Linked DNA regions of Homo sapiens: region 2 is linked to region 1. Evidence: chromatin loops called from intact Hi-C (ENCODE). Cell type or tissue: psoas muscle. All regions are shown on one strand. Each heading gives the region's core, and the rest is flanking DNA. Links, peaks and the distances in the headings are about the cores only.

Evidence for each region. Peaks named below come from ENCODE experiments on the same cell type or tissue, not always from the same donor. Only the 100,000 strongest peaks of a DNase experiment are listed, where the experiment ranks them.
Region 2: it touches region 1 in a loop (1.8-fold over the local background); 1 of 110 quality-filtered maps calls a loop at or near these places.

What each region holds. Positions count from the first base shown.
Region 1 is chr6:90,003,162-90,008,545 of GRCh38, forward strand. All of the region lies in intron 6 of BACH2 (BACH transcriptional regulator 2), which reads right to left. Among named protein-coding and RNA genes, the nearest start is that of GJA10, 110 kb to the left of the region's middle. In psoas muscle, for the core only: no CTCF peak of the experiment used is centred there; a DNase peak (open chromatin) is centred at 2,090.
Region 2 is chr6:90,060,157-90,065,540 of GRCh38, forward strand. The region is part of intron 5 of BACH2 (BACH transcriptional regulator 2); the gene reads right to left. Among named protein-coding and RNA genes, the nearest start is that of GJA10, 170 kb to the left of the region's middle. In psoas muscle, for the core only: no CTCF peak of the experiment used is centred there; no DNase peak of the experiment used is centred there; H3K27ac peaks cover 309 bases.

The sequences.
Region 1 (5,384 bases), core at 58-5,057:
TCGTTCCAAAAAAAGACCAATCGCTCAGTGAGGTGCACAGTCTGGACCATCACCTCTCTGACTCACCTCTCCCCACCCTGCCTTGGCTCACTCTGCTCCTGGGTGGCAAACACGCCCTGCCCACCACAGCCTCCTTGTGATTCCTCCTGTCTGGCTCACCCTTTCCCTAGACATCAGCACAGCCAGCTCCCTCACCTGCTCCAGGTCTCTCTTCAAAAGTCACCCCCTTGAACAGGCTTTTCTTGATCACTCTTCTTAAAATTGTAATACTTGTATCCTAACTCCCTTCTCTGTTTTATTTTCCTCAATGGCATCTAACAAAGTATATTTAACACTGATTAATTTCCTCTTTTTCCTCCTCCTCCCCACTGGAATGTGAGCTAGGTTCGCCTAGCACCTAGAATGATGTCTCCTGGTTACATAGCAGGGTCTTGACAAATATTTGTTGAATGAATAAATAAATGAGTGAGGAAACAGAAGCCCAGAGAGGAAGACTAGTTTGCTGAAGACCTCACATGCAGTGATACCAAGGTGCAGAGTGTGGTTTTCCCAGCCCCTCAAGGCTGATGATCCTAGTTTAAAAAAATCTGCCCATTACTCTTTTTCAGGTAAAGAGTGGTGGTGTCTTCTTCAGAGTTTTGTTTAGGTGAATGGGGTGAGGCCAAAGGGCAGGCTCTGTGCTCTGGGCTAAGTGAGTGTTTTGCCCTTCTCATCCTGGTCATGCCACTTCCCAAAGACTTCACCCCTGTTTCCCACCAAAACTCCACCTTCCCTTGTCCTCACCCTCAGGCTCAGAATGCTGTTGTCACCCTGTGCTGTGGCGTTAACTACTTTCTGTACTATTACATACTGAAAGGGTTGCCCAAAGATAATCATGACTGTCTTATTGCTTCCTTAAGACTGAACCTAAACCATCCCAGAGACATTAACAGCTTTCATATCCTCTAAAAACTTCCAGACAAGAAGATTCCATAATTTCCTTGTTGGCATCTGTGCTTGGCAGTACTGCTGCAGGAATGTTCTTTATTGCAGCCTGTGGTTAAGACTTAACAACAAATGCCTTTTCTTTAGAATCCTTCTGGGTCAGCTTTCTTTCCTGTATAGCACTGAAAAGTGAGATTTGCCCCAAAATGTTGAGTGAGAGAGAGAAAGCAAAAGATAGTGAGCACAAGCGAGCACAAACCTGAAATCTATTTATACCGAGGAAAACATAAGGTCTACCTGCAGGGGCCATACTCACCCCCAGCCTGTAGCTGTTCCCTGCATGAACCCGTCCCCTTCTCTAGAGGGTACAAGGACACAGGAAGCAAGCCAGAGAAAGGTGGTGAGACCTTGGCAGTAACCTTTTAACAGCCACTTTTCCCCTAGCATTCTGTCAAGGAGCCAGGCAGCCACGTAAGAATAGTGTTGATGTGCAAACCCACTGTGGGCTGAGCATCTTCTAAGGAAGCACATCCCCTCCCTGTCCTCTGAACTTGACACGCCATAAGACTGAACTTCATAGTTGTGATGCTACTTCCGTCATGGCTGGCATCCAGCCCGAAATGGCCTCCATGACTATAGCTAAGGAGGTGTCATACTAATGAGCAGTGGAAGAACGGCCCTGCAATGCTTAGCACATCAACTACTTTCTCTTCATCTCTTAGCAAAACATATACTTACTCATTATAAAATTGAATGATCTGCTTTATTATGTAATGAAAGTACTAAGTACAGTGGCTTATCTCCTACTATTTGCTGACACAATTACCTGGGTGTGTTTTTCAGTGGGGAACAAACACTCAAGTCCTAGAAATCCTAGGGATTGCCATTTGTTTTTTTTTAAAAACGCAAGATAATTCAATTATTCCTTGATTTCTAGAAGGAGGCCTCCCTCTATTTTTGTCTGTCTTTCAGTTTAGAGACTATGCTGGGCTCTGTGAGTGGCTCTAATGTGCTGGTAATGGCGTGGCTCATCAGGAATTGGGATTTGGGGGTGGAATTGCACAACTGGACAGTCGCTGGACGGCAGATCTGGGTTTGGCCTAAGGTGGATGGGGAGTTGGGGGGAGGAGTGGCAGTTTGTGTTCGGAAGTTTCAGGCTCCTAGGAGGAACTCTCAGGCCTGGCTGTGCTGGCCCCCTTGAGGAGCACAGCGGTTGGCTGCCAAGGGAGTGTAGATGGGTCAAATGTGACTAAGAGGAGGGCAGGGCCAGAAGTTGATTCAAATTTGGCGATAGGATTATGATGAGGTTTAAAGATTTCCAAGGAGCTAATCTAATGGTTTTTCTTATATCCTATGAACCAAATGCCGATTAGTTCCAGAAAGCTACTTTCTAAGGTAGTATTTAGAATGTCTGCTTATTTACCACTTAATTCAAATTTTATGAAATCACTCACTGAGCTAAGTGTGACAATTACCATTGAGCCTGCAGGGACATTTCAGTGTGCACACAGCAAGTCAGGAAAACAATGCCCAGCACGTGGGTCCACAGGCAGGTGCCCTGAGCAGAGGGGGAGGGCTCTTCAAAGGAGGCCTCAGAAACAATGACAGAGCCTCAAAAGAAAATGCCACTGGGGCTGGCTTGCATGTTCCATCAACAAGATACTTAGAGCTGGATTACTGAAAGTATGAATTTGCGTTTCATAAGAAAAAAAGGATCTAGTTCTACCTGAAGATTTCAGATACGTGAGCAACCAGAATGTTTCAATGGTTTCGAGGATGTAGATGATGCAGGGATGATAATCATTTTACAGGGGGAGGAAGAAAGAAAATCAACACACAGCAAATTCTCACTTAAATGAGAACACACAGCAAATTCTCACTTAAAAGGCCAAATAGATTTTTGTGCGATGTCTATACAGTGTGCCTCTTATTTAAAATGCCTTTTCCAATGCCATGGAAATAAGCAATTATCAGGGATTTGATCTAAAAAGAAACTTTAAGGTTATGTCATATACATTTGTATCCCAGTTTCCTTTACACTTTACTGCCTTGGTATTGTATTTTTGGTAAATAATTCAAGGCAGGAGGATCCCTTGAGCTCAAGAGTTCCAGTCCAACCTGGGCAACAGAGCAAGACTCCACCTTTAAAAAGAGACTTACGTTTGTCAAATGCCTACTAGAGGATAAGGGCTGTGCTGAGAATTTTTGTATTTATCATCTCACCTAGTCCTCATGGCAGGACAGCTAGTTAAGTATGTCCCCAACAGCGCAGTTAAGGAAAGGCCAGCTCAGGATCCCCTGGCTACAGTGCAGCTGCCATTCCTCGGCCTTCCCGTTACTTGGTACCCAGTCCCCACTCCTTATCCCAGCCCCAGTATGTCATTTAGCTGATCTGTCCTTTTGCTTCTAGTGTTGGGATCTCTCTAGCTACCTACTTGCTAGTGGTATGTGGAGTGGTAATGGAGCATTCTATTTTGAGTATGTAACAAGGATACGAATGTGAAAACGCTAGTGCTTATGCAGTCCTTATTTATTTATTTATTTTTTTGAGACACGTTCTCACTCTGTCACCCAGGCTGGAGTGCACTGGTGTGATCATGGCTCACTTGCAGCCTCGATCTCCTGGGCTCAAGCAATCCTCCCTCCTCAGCCTCCTGAGTAGCTGAGACCACAGGTGTGTGCCACCACCTCTAGCTAATTTTTAAATCTTTTGTAGAGATGGGGGTCTCCCTATGTTGCCCAAGACAGTCTTGAACTCCTGAACTCAAGTGGTCTTCCCGCTTTGGCCTCCTGAAGTACCAGGATGACAGGTGTGAGCTGCTGCACCTGGCCCCAGTCCTCATTTTTATCAGCTGGTTGCCTTCCTGCTCAGCAGGGGTAATAGCAGATGTTGCTTAACAAGGGTCTGGGATTTGAAGAAACCTCCACTACCCATATCTTGTTTGTCTATCAAATAGACAAACACAAATAGTGTTTTAAAATTTTAATTATTATTATTATTTTTTTTGAGACAGGGTCTCGCCCTGTCACCCAGGCTGGAGTGCAATGGCGTGATCTCAGCTCACTGCAACCTCCGCCTCCCAGGTTCAAGCCATTCTCCTGCCTCAACCTCCTGAGTAGCTGGGATTATAGGCACACACCACCATGCCTGGCTAATATTTTGTATTTTTGGTAGAGATGGGGTTTCACCATGTTGGGCAGGCTGGCCTCAAACTCCTGACCTCATAATCTGCTCGCCTCGGCCTCCCAAGTTATTATTTTTTTAAAGATGGGGTCTTGCTATGTTGCCCAGGCTTGTCTCGAACTGCTGGGCTCAAGGGATCCTCCTGTGTCAGCCTCCTGAGTAGCTGGGGCTACAGGTGCACTCTACTGCACCTGGCTTCTTGTTTTTTGTTGAATTTAGATGCCTTTTGGTGGAGCAGGTGCTTGCCCCATCACTTCCTACTGTCCTATATACAACCTACTTCACTCATTTATATTATTTGCCAGGCCCCTGAAGGCGTCTGGTTTGTGACTTCTGTGATTTAATACTGGTTGTAACCATCAGCATCATATCTGGGTGATGGGGTCTTTGGTTTCTCCTAAGATCACTGTGAAGAGCTGCTTAGTCAAACACCACACAACTCTAGGGAATCTATTTGCAAAAACTATGGATGTGAGTTGTACTCCTGGGAGTTACAAAGTACAAAGCTTGTGTAACTGTTGGTGGTGGCCCAAGAGATGCACACCGCGCTGGTGGTACACAGGGAATGATTCTGCCCGAACACAAAGTATTATCCTTAGTCCCATAGGAATGACGGAAGTCAGGATGATGAACCAAGAGGTAGTGTATATATGGTTCAAAGGATGACCATTTAATGGTTTGCCATTGTGAAGCCCATCTTTTGGGGTCCTACAACTTAAACCATCCAATTAAATGTCATCTCTGGACAGACCAGGTCCAGCTACTAGTGTTCCCAAAGTGCCAAAATAACCGTATTCACTGATGTGATTAAGAAACCTGAGTGGGCTGTTTTCAACAACGGTGAGAAAAGCAAGTTTACACTTCTTAGAATCTTACTGAATTAATGGTGAAAATTACTAGTTGCTTTTATTTTTCCCCCAAGCAAAGAAGGTGCTGTGAATGCTTTCGATCTTTTACTCTCAAGGGAAATCTAGTGATCCTTACACCATCTGAAAGACAGAAATCATAGCAATGATTCAGATCCCACATCTAGGACTGTGCCAAACTTAGGCTGAACCACTCAAAACCTGAAGGGTAAGTGAACTAGAAACTACAAGTGACTGAGCCACAGGTGAGGTTCAGTTCCCTTCAAGAAAGATATTCACATTCTGTGCCTCTGAGACTTTAAGTGTATCAAATAGAAACTGACTATGCCACAGACCTAACATGTGACTTGGACATCAACTCCTGAGTGGGGACATGGCACCTAGTACATCTTCTAGCTCCTAGTCAGCCA
Region 2 (5,384 bases), core at 211-5,210, 57 kb after region 1:
AAACAAAAAACACAAAAGATAAAACTCTTCACTTAAAAAAAAAGAAAAATTCTGAGCCACAATCTCTTTAAACATTGTCTCATCTCCATTCTGCATATTTTTGTTGCCTTTCACGCTCTAAATAGGCTTTAGTTAGGCTTGCTTATTCTGCCCTCCAAACTTATTAACCTCTCTTCCTTATAGTTCCATCTCTTTGTCTGTGCTCCATTGCATGAAACTATTTTAGTTTTATTTTCCAGTTCATTAATTAGTCCATTACAAAAAAGCTTATCCACTAAATTTTTTGATAATTTTTTTTTATTACTGAAGGTTTTCTTTAGCTCTTTTTCAGAAGTGCCTGGTGATTGTGAGAGACCATTGTTGTTCACCATTCACCATTTTTGTAGTCTATATTTAAGTTAATTTTTCTTTATATAAGGTAGTCTAGTTTCTTCTTATCTGATACTTCAAACATCTAAAGCCCTTGGTGGGGAAGGAGTAATTAATATATTAACGCTAGTTTTGCTGATTTTCACTCACGGTGGTTTGTTTCCTTGTTTGATAATCTTTTTTGAAAGCTCAAGATCCCAATCTGTGAAAAAAAACTAGAAGCCTAAATTACATTTGCTTTATCTGGAATTTAGTGGTACTACCAACCTGGGCTATTTTATCTCCCTTCTAGAATCCCAGGCTTAAACTGGGAGTTGCAGTACGGTCCCCATTTGCACCCCCACATGACCGTCACACACAAACACAAGGGATGGCCAATTCTGCCTTTTCTGGCTTGTTTACTGTTGACATATATGCACTTAGCTACTTGTATTTTTTTTCTTAGATATTTTCATTACTTCCTAGGAGTTCTAAAATGCAACAGAGATATCCTTTGGAGTACAAAGTCTGTTATACTGGCAGAAGAAGAGGTCCTCTTTAAAAGTTTTTAGAAAGTAGGAGAGTGACATCTGATTGTTGCTTTTGAAGAGCTTTTTCTAGATTCTCTGTAAGAATGAACTGCAGGGAGGCAGGAATGAAAGCAGAGCCAGGTAGGAGGCTAATGTAGTAGTTCAGGTGAGAAATTGAAGCAACATGTCTGAGAGAAGTAGCAGAGGAGACAGAAAGAGGTGAAATGACTCGATATCTGATTGGGCATAAAACAGGAGGAGCTTTTGATAGTTTGGATGTGGAAGGTGAGGTACAGGATCCCTGGTTGATGGCTGGTGGTGTCATTTCATTTATTGAGATAAGAATAATTGGGAGATGGACAGTTTCCAGTGTTTGTGTAGGTTAGGGCGTGGGTAGAAATTAAGAGTTCTGTTTTGAATATGTTAAGTTTGAAATGATTATCAAACATCCAAGTGGACATGTCAAGTACCCTGTTGGGTATCTAAGTCTGATATTTAGGGGAGAGAGCTGGGCTGAAGATATAAATTGGGGAGTTGCTGCCATAAAGGTTTGGGAGCAGAGGAGATAACAAGTGAGAGTGCAGAGAGAAAACATAGGGACAGACTGAGCCTCAGGGCACACCAATTCAGAAACTAACAGAGGAGGAGACAGCAGTGGTGATTGAGAAGGAAAAAAAAATCCACGAGAGGAGCTGTCATGGAGGCTCAGAGAAAAGTGGGTTCCAGGAAGAAGGGAGTGATTGACTGTGCTGGAAGCTATTGAGAAGCTGAGGAAGATGCGGCAACAAGGTGGTCATTGGTAGCTTTGATCTGAACAGTTCTGGTGAAGCAGTGGTGTCAGAGACTTTAATGGAGTGTGTCAAGGATAACAGGAGATGAGTCTAGATAATACCTATAGACAAGAAGTTCGAAGTGTTTTGTGTGAAAGGGAGCAGTAAAGTGGAGTAGAAGCTAAAGGAGAATGTGACACAAGAAGTTTTTTCCTGGGGCAGTATTAAAGATTTTATATGCCAATGGGAAAGATTTAGTACAAAGGGAGAAACTGATCATGCAGGAAAGAAAGGGAATATTTTCAGGGAAAATACTCTTCAAAGATTAAGCACCCACAAGTCTTTAAGAGGTGACGTGGAACATGTGTGTGGCGTGAGCCATCATATGACCTACAAGACAGAAGGGCTAGGACACCTATATTACATAAGGACTTGGGAGCTGAGTAATCTTTATTTGCCAAGTTCTCATGAGGTCTACTCCACCCTAGCTTCAAATTTACCCATGTCACAACGGCTAGTGGTAGAAGCTAAAGAATATATCTGATAATTATGATCTGAAAGTTGTTTGGGTAGTTATAAAAGTAGGTGATTAACTCAATATACAGCTAAAGAGGTCTTAGAGGACTTCTAGTTTGGTCTCGTATCCACTTTAGGCAACTGAATCCTAAAGGTCTTAGAATGGACACCTCACTATCCCTTGGGAATTACTTCTAGGATGCTGTCACAATGCCACGTATTTAGCACAAATAGCAATTTCCTCTTGTTTTGTGATTAATGGTCATAGGATACAGCTGAACTGTAATTTTCTTCACCCAAAGACCTTTATGTATTTGAAATTAGAAATTAACTTTACTTTTTCTTCTCTAAGCCAAACAACCTCTTTCTCTTGATTTTCCTTTACAGATCTTATCTTGTATCATTTGGCTAATCTTGCCTCTTTCCCTTCTCTCCAACTGTTTTTTTTTTTTCCCTAAAGTGTAGTGACCAGCAATTGACAAACTACTCAAACAAAGTCTGAATAATCCTGAGAGCAGTGTGGGTATTTCAACACGTCTCCTTTAGACAGATGAAAGGCTGACCTGGCTCTGCCAAGACTTGAACACATTCCAGTTCCTGCTGATCTGAGAAGTCTCTTCCACTTGCGTTTTTCTTCTTTTACCTGGCAATTTGAATAAAATGAAAATACAACCAGATGTATAGGGAAAAGAGTTTTTAGTGTACCTATTCTTTAAAATCAGCTTGAGCTTTATGTAAAAGTCAAAATGTGCACATACCAATTCCTTCTAAAATGTAACAAATATCTGAATATACCAATAAAATGTTTTGTCTCTCAACTGCATATTCCACAAAGTATTTCTTAAAATCCAAAAGCAAGTATTCAGATGAGGTAATTAATTAAGTGAAGTGTTGGGTTTGGAAAGCCTTCTACTATTTTGAGGCTAATGATGGTTGAGAAACTCCTATGGGGGTGTGTGTGTGACAGAGATTCTGCCTGCTAATTACTTCCCAAGAAAAATCTAAGCATCCAACAATCATTCTAATTTTTCCTAAGAAGCATGAAATATCACATCACATTACATTATGTTATGCCAAGTAACAGGATGTTCTTGGGGTAAACATGACAAAACAATACAGCTGGAAAAAACAAATTGAAAGGCCAAATGATGTGCATATAATTTTGGGTAGGTAGTGCTATAAAAAGAAAGAAAAAGGTGCACACTGATAATAAGACTTAGAGGTGACTTACAGGTTTTGATACCCACAGGTGATTTTAGGAAGGCAGCTTTGTTTTAACCATAAGATTAATGCCATAAGCTTTGGCTCTTTTACTTATATTTGTTTCACTCTGAACAAGCATTGGAGCCCTTTTGAACTTCAATTTTTTCCTCTGTAAAATGGGAATACTACTACCCACCCTACCTCTTTCATATGGCTGTTGTGAGATTCTAATGCCTGGCATATTTAGGTGTTTTATAAATGTCTAATTGGATACCGATAGATATCTGAACTGGATTTAATATTCTGTATGTCACAGATTCCAGTCTGTACATTTTTTCATCTAATGATATTTCAGAAATAAGGATATATCTTATAGTTGGTGGCTTATATTTTAATTAACTCTTTCTTTCTTGGTGGTACATAATATATTTAAACCAATGGCCTCTTAGAAATATGGCAAATGAAAGAGTTGGGAAATGGCAAAAGTGCTATGCAAATATCAGTTATTTATTCATAAAACGAAATTTTACCAAAAGTCTCCCTTATGCAAGGCATTCAGAAGAAAATGAAAATGAATAAGATTGGGTCCTTAATCTCCAGAAGAGTGCAATGCACGAAGTGGATGACTCAGGATAACTCAAATGCTAAACAGAATGTGATATGTGCCATTTGAGTAGCATTCACAACTTGGCACCTTGTGAATGCAGAAGAGGAAATAACTTTCAGTAGGGTCAACCAAGGAAGCAGCATGGAGGGGGTGGCACCTGGCCTGGCCTTGACAGATGCGTAGTATCTCAACAGGCACATATGGGAAGGGGAGATACCCTACGCAGAAAGGACAAGTGAGGCATGGACATAGGATGCACAGCAAATATTCTGAGGAATATGGTCCAGACAAGAAGCGGTCCAGACAAGAAGGAGCATGGGGACCATGATGGGCTGCTTGCTCTAGGATATTAGAGATCTGGGCTCAATTTGGTGAATGGGTTAGGCTCCTGAGCAAGGAGCAGCCTGATGAAAGTGGGGCATTAGGAGCCTGTACAGGGGGACCAGTTAAGAAGAGGCTGGAAGCAGGGGCATCCTAAAGCAGGCCTTGTGCAGGCTTGAAAAGTCCAGCTAATAAGTGGGTAGTAGGGGTAGACAGGAAATAACAAATGGATGGTAGAGCCATAGTTAAACGCTAAAGATCCTTAATGAGAATCCTAGAGAGAAAGCCCATTCCACAAATGGATAGAAAGGATGCACTGAATTGATGTTTGACTGTGTGCTCCTTGAGGATGGGAACTGCATGCTTTGTACATCATTGTATCCCAGCACCTGGTACATGGTACTTACACAATAACTATTTAATATACTCCCTTCCTCCAAAAATTCCATTTATATTTTTAATTCAATTCAGCAAGCATGTACCTATCACGTGCTTGATGCTGGACACTGGGGTCGGGAAGAATGGGCTGATGTGGTGGACTGTTTTTCAAATGGCTGCAAGAATTCCTTCCTTACAGAGTCTTGGGTGGTCCCTCCAAAGCTGACTCGGGGCTTAGCCATAGGACTTGCTTTTACCAAAGGCATAACAGAAAACGTAAGGTAAGCAGAAACTTGGAGAAAAAAAAAAAAGCCTATACATTGATAAACTAACGAGTTCCAGTCTGGACAGGTTGAATATGAAATCCTTGAGGCATGTCCAGCAGGCAGTTTGGTGTAAAGCAGTAGGTCCTGCTGCCACCCCACCCCCTGCCGCCCCCACTTTTTTTTTTTTTTTTTTTTTTTTTTTTTACCCCTGAGGGCATCATATAAAGAATTCCAGGCTAGCCTCCTGGAGGATGAGAGAACATGTGGAACAGAGATGAGTCATCCCAGGGGAGGCCTCCCCAGACCAACCATCCTAGAATGGGGGGTAACAACCTTTTTCTTAAAGGACCAGCAGGAAATACTTTAGGCCTGTGGGCCATATGATCATCTCCATTCCAAATACTCAGCTCTGCTGTTGTAGTGCAGAAGCAGCCATAGACGATAT